Regions from separate parts of the Homo sapiens genome. Here region 1 is linked to region 2. Evidence: read pairs that join two places in POLR2A ChIA-PET (ENCODE). Cell type or tissue: K562. All regions are shown on one strand. Links, peaks and the distances in the headings refer to the core of each region. The heading gives the core; the rest is flanking DNA.

Evidence for each region. ChIA-PET counts read pairs that join two places held together with the same protein. Peaks named below come from ENCODE experiments on the same cell type or tissue, not always from the same donor. Only the 100,000 strongest peaks of a DNase experiment are listed, where the experiment ranks them.
Region 1: POLR2A ChIA-PET joins it to region 2 with 6 read pairs; 3 of 35 experiments call an interaction of 5 or more read pairs at or near these places.

Annotation. Positions count from the first base shown.
Region 1 is chr1:228,339,873-228,342,781 of GRCh38, reverse strand. OBSCN (obscurin, cytoskeletal calmodulin and titin-interacting RhoGEF) reads right to left here. Exons shown (of 116, transcript NM_001386125.1): 81 at 2,681-2,837; 82 at 2,160-2,276; 83 at 1,894-2,058; 84 at 1,529-1,687; 85 at 1,168-1,345; 86 at 550-663. Among named protein-coding and RNA genes, the nearest start is that of TRIM11-AS1, 53 kb to the left of the region's middle. RefSeq lists an enhancer at 1,420-1,714. In K562, for the core only: a CTCF peak has its summit at 1,796 (motif pointing left); DNase peaks (open chromatin) are centred at 1,561 and 1,791; H3K4me3 peaks cover 342 bases.
Region 2 is chr1:228,185,441-228,188,349 of GRCh38, reverse strand. It overlaps LOC124904536 (a long non-coding RNA gene), which reads right to left and starts at 654. Exons shown (of 2, transcript XR_007066917.1): 1 at 1-654. In K562, for the core only: no CTCF peak of the experiment used is centred there; no DNase peak of the experiment used is centred there.

The sequences.
Region 1 (2,909 bases), core at 256-2,755, 150 kb before region 2:
GCATCAACTTGGCCTCCAGAAGGGCTGGAGCCCAAGGCCCACCACAGAGCAGTGAGCCAGGATTCCACAGCTGAGCCTGCAAAACCCTGGACACCATGGCCAGGGAAGCACCTGGTTGGCACCATCCCGTGCATGTCGTCACGTGCTGTCACTGGCAGAAATGATTCCCCCCAGGAGGGGACAACTGGAAGTTCATGCATAGTGCCGCCTGGACCTTTCCCTAGGTGGCTCTCCCGGCAGCTAATTTAACCTGGGCCCTTTGGCCACAATCAGCCCTGACTATGGGACTAGCAGCTTTGCAGAGCCGAGTGCCCCCACTGAACTCCCTCCTCTCCAAGCCTCGGCATCTCCGTGTCCCCAACCATGCTGTCTTTGATTCGGAAGGCGGGTGGCAAGTGAACATATAAGGCCTGTCCATGCCCCAGACTCCCAGCCAAATCCCATATTGGGTCCCCAGCCCTCACAGCCTGTTTCTCTCGGGCAGCTCTTTTCTGTTGCAGGGCCTGCATCCTGGACAGGAAGGCCACAGCCCCTGGCCCCGGGGTTTACCTTTGTACCAGCTGATGACAGGCTTGGGTGTGCCCGTCACGCGGCAGGCCAGCTTGACTGTCTCACCCAGCTCGGCTGTGCAGTCGGCCAGCTCCTCTTCAAAGTCCGGGGGCCCTGAGGACACACAACAGCCCTGAGTGCTCTGTGGGGGGACATCGGGCTGCGGCACCCCCAGGTGCACCTGGCAGGTCACCTGCCCTGCACCATGAGCCCCACATCTGATGGTGTGGCCCCTATGGGGACTGTCCCTTGTCACCCCTCATCCAAGGTCCCCACCTGGAGTCAGGTGAGTGAGGCAGGTGCATGTTAAATGGAGAGCAGTGGGGGCTCGGGGGAAGATTCTGTTCTGGTTGAGGAAGCAGACCCCGGGCTGCCAGACCCTTCACAGCCCCTGACATGATCCGGATGGGTGCCTTGAGCTTGGGGACCCCATGGTATCCCCGACCTTGGATCAGGGCCAACCCAACACCCAGCCCAGGGGCTCCCCATGAGGCTGTAGCCGTCTGTCCCAGGAACGAGCCCACCCCTCACACCCACCCAGGCAGGGACCTGTGCGGCTGCAGCCGGGTGCCCCATCCTGGCTCAGCCACCTGGGCCCCCGGGAAGGTGGACACTCACGCCACACAGGCAGGGCCAGACGCTGCTGGATGCCACAGATCTCCTTCACCCACGAGCTCTTGATAATGGCTGTCCGTGCCTGCAGCAGGTACTTGCGCACCGAGTCCTCCCGCTCCTGCCACACCTCGAAGGCGCGGTCATCCCCCTCCACCTGGTCGTTCAGGTCGATGCTGCTCAGCTGTGGGTGGGGGAGGGTGTCAGCACAGGGAGGGGGACACGGGCTGACCATCCTCAACAGATGTGGGACCCGACGAGGAAACATTCAGGCCACCCTGGACCAGCGGCTGCAGGTGTGGCCACTGGCATCCACCCCGGCGCTGAGGGACAGGGAGCCCCGCCCAGCAGCCCAGAGCCTGCAGACCTTCATCATGTTCCGGAACACGTAGCTGACGGTATCGGTGCGGGAGTCTCGCCGGGGCTTGCAGATTACCAGGTGGTTGCGGAAGAGGAACACGTGACGGTTGTGGCCCTTCCAGGGCATGCGGGCCCCCGGTGCACCCTCCCACACGATGAAGTGGCCCTGGGGGAGGGTGTGGGCTGCGGTCAGCCTGTGGTGGGCCAGATTGCCCAGCGGTGCAGGCCCCACAGCCACCCAGGTACCCAGTGCTCTGCCCAACTCATGCACACACCGCCACCTCCTGGCAGCCCCAGATACAAGCCCCCAGCACCCCAATACCCACCCACATCACATGCATCTCCCGGCCCCGGCCCCTGGCCCTCCCCAACCTGGCGGATGGGCTCGCCCAGGGCCTGCAGGGTGCCTGGGTAGTTCTCCATGAGGGACACGTGCAGCTTGTTCTCAGCGCGCTGTGGCAGGGCAGACACCACGGCATAGGCCTGCTCCAGCAGCGCGCAGTTCTGTCTGTTCCGCGCCTTGTTGCGGATCAGCTCCTGGGGCCGGGGCGAAGGTCAGGGCTTAGAATGCTCCACAGGCTGGAACCCAAGAGACCCAGCCTGGGCAGAGGAGGCGGGGCAGGGGAGGTGGTGCCCACCTTCAGCAAGGCCTGGTAGCGCTGCACCCGCTCCACTGGCTGCTCCAGGTAGTGCTGCAGAGGTGGTGGCGGGGGCTGAGAGGGGTCCCCTGCCAACAGGGCCTCCTCCGCGTATTTCTGTGGGAACCAGGAGGGTGGGTTTTAGGGCAGGAGTGCAAGGCCCACTGATGGCTGTGTCCCTGAGAGCTGGAGGGTGGGTCCCCAGGGTGCACACACAGCCTACACCCCAGGTGACAGCTGTCATCACCTCCTGACAGGTGACAAGCACAGGACTTGGGCTGCTGAAGTGGCCTTCCCAGAAGCACAGGGCTGCAAAAGCAGCTCCACCCGCATTTCTGAACTGAGGCCCAAGGGGGGTGCAGGGAGGCTGTGGGCAGTGGCGAGGTCGGGGAAGATGAGCGCAGGCTCTGATGTGGGCAGAACAGGATGAACCTTGGAGGACGCCTGGGCTCAGTGAGCCTTCAAAGGGAGCCAAGGGCAGGCACTGAGGTTCAGGAGCCCATGAGTTCAGGCATGGGCACCTTGTAGAACTCCTGGATGGCCGTGCTGACGACCACCGACTCAGCCTGCACACGCCCCACCAGGAACTCCAGGTACTGCTCAAAGGCCGCCTGGTTCTTGATGAAGCACATGGCCACGTCGTCGTCCGTGTCGCACTGCTGCAACTCCTGCAGGAAGCTGCTGTGAAGGGGGATGGCATCAGGACTCAGCCTGCGCCCCATAGCCTGGCCCTGAGCCCTCACCTCTGGG
Region 2 (2,909 bases), core at 122-2,621:
TGACAAAGGTGCCAAGAACATACACTGGGGAAAAGACAGTCTCTTCAATAAACTGGATATCCATATGCAGAAGAATGAAACTAGACCCCTATCTCTCACCATATACAAAAATCAACTCGAAATGGATTAAAGACTTAAATGTAAGAACTGAAATTATGAAACTGCTAGAAGAAAACATTGGAGAAACTCTGCAGGACATCGGTGTGGGCAAATGCTTCCTGTGTAAGATCTCAAAAGCACAGGCAACGAAAGCAAACAAGAAGCTAAAAAGCTTCTGCACAGCGAAGGAAACAAAATGGAGAGACAACCCACAGAATGGGAGAAAATATTTACAAACTACCCATCAGACAAGGGAGTAATAATCAGAATATATAAGAAGCTCAAACAACTCAACAGGAAAAAAATATAGTAATCTGATTTAAAAATGGGCAAAAGATCCAAATAGACATTCTTCAAAAGAAGACATACAAATGACCAATAGGTATACAGAAAAATATTCAACATCACTGATCATCAGAAAAATGCACATCAAAACTATACCAAAGTACCATCTCACTGCAGTGAAAATGGCTTATATCTAAAAATATGGTATTTATACACATCATTATATACACATTATAAAGAAACTATAATCCCAGCACTTGGGGAGGCTGAGGTGGGAGGATCACCTCAGGTCAGAAGTTCGAGACCACCCAGGCCAACATGGTGAAACCATGTCTTTACTAAAAATACAAAATTAGCTGGGCATGGTGGCAGGTGCCTGTAATCCCAGCTACTCGGAAGGCTGAGGTAGGAGAATTACTTGAACCCAGGAGGTGGAGGTTGCAGTGAGCCGAGATCACCATTGCACTCCAGCCTGGATGATAGAGTGAGCCTCCAGGTCAAACAAAAAGAAAATATGGTACTTATATTCAGTGGATGTATACTACATTATTCACTCATAAAAAAGAAGGAAATCCTGTCACTAGCAGCAACATGAATGGAACTGAAGGTCTTTTTTTTTTTTTTTTTTTTTGAGACAGAGTCTCACTCTGTCACCCAGGCTAGAGTGATACAGTAAGCCGAGATCGTGCCACTACAGTGGCACGATCTCGGCTTACTGCAACCTCCACCTCCCGGGTTCAAGCGATTCTCCTGCCTCAGCCTCCTAATTAGCTGGGACCACAGGCGTGTGCCACCATGCCCGGCTAATTTTTTGTATTTTTAGTAGAGATAGGGTTTCACCGTGTTAACCAGGATGGTCTCCATCTCCTGACCTTGTGATCTGCCCGCCTCAGCCTCCCAAAGTGCTGGGATTAGAGGCATGAGCCACTGTGCCCAGCCCAGAACTGGAGGTCTTTACGTTGAGTGAAATAAGCCGGACACAGAAAGACAACTTCGTGTGTTCTCGCTTTCACGTGGGAGCTGAAACAGTGGACCTCGTGGAGATGGAGAGGACTAGTGGGTCCCAGAGGCCAGGGAGGGTGGGGAGGTAGAGATAAGAGAAGTTGATGAATGGGTACAAATACATGATTTGACAGAATAAGACTTACTGTTTCAGAGAGCAGTAGGGTGACTGTACTTTACAATAATCAATTGTACATTTCCAAATAGCTATAAGAGAGTAATTCAAATGTTTCTAGCATAAAGGCAAATCGTGCAGATGATGAAGACACCCCAAGTATACTGGTTTGATCTCTACAACTTGTATGAATGTATTAAATTATAACATGTACCCCAAAAATATGCATCAACTGAAAAAAAAAGGATCACAGGCTTAAATGGAAAATATAAAACTACAAAGCTTGTAGAAAAAACATAGAAGAGGCTGGGTGCAGTGGCTCACGCCTGTAATCCCGGCACTTTGGGGAGGCCGAGACGGGCAGATCACCTGAGGTCAGGAGTTCGAGACTAGCCTGTCCAACATGGTGAAACCCCATCTCTACTAAAAATACAAAAATTGCCGGGCTGTGGTGGTGGGCACCTGTTTAATTCCAACTACTCAGGAGGCTGAGGCAGGAGAATCGCTTGAACCCGGGAGGCGGAGGTTGCAGTGAGCCAAGAGCATGCCGCTGTTGTACTCCAGCCTGGGTGACAAGAGCCAGACTCCATCTCAAGAAAAAAAAAAAAGAAGAAGAAAATGGTCAGAATCTAGGCCTAGGCAAAGAGTTCTTAAAGCTGACACCTAAAGCTTGATCCATAAAAGGGAAATTTAATCAACTGGACCTCATCAAAATGTTAACAGCGTTTGCTCTGTGAAAGCCTCAGTGAAGAGGACTAGAGGACATCCTGCCGACAGGAAGAAATACTGCAACCCAGACACCATCCCCCATTGTCATTTGTGCATTCTGTTCAATAAAATATATTTGTAACCCCGAAATCAATCCTCTGGGAGCGTTCAGAGTCGTCTGTGGACTTAGGCACAGTGAGAACCTCTGCGTGGCCCAGTGCACTCCTTCCCAGCTCAGGTGGAGAAGGTTGTGCCCTGCCTGTGGTTTTTGACTTGTGAAGCATCATTTAATGGTCTATTTGGTGCCACATTTTCCACGTTTGTGCTTTTTGTGGGCGATTTCGCTGTTTAAAGGTGCCTCCCAGCACAGTGCTGAAGTGCTGTCTGGCGTCTAGGTGCAGGAAGGCCGTGACAAGCCTGGTGAAGATCGTGTTAGATAAGCAGGAGTTACAGTGCCCCAGGCCGTGAGCACCACGTGAACGCACCAGCAATCTGTATTAAACCAGGTATCTTCAAACAAAACACACCTAAAGCAAGGTTATGCATTGATTAGGTGATGAAAATGTGACCAGAGGCTCCCAGGAGCCTTCCCAGTATTTCTCTGCTGAGAGATAGATGATAATTTGCTATTTTGGCAATCCTGGTGACTTCACGGATGTAACTACTGCCAAATAATGAGAATCGACTGGATCTGACATAT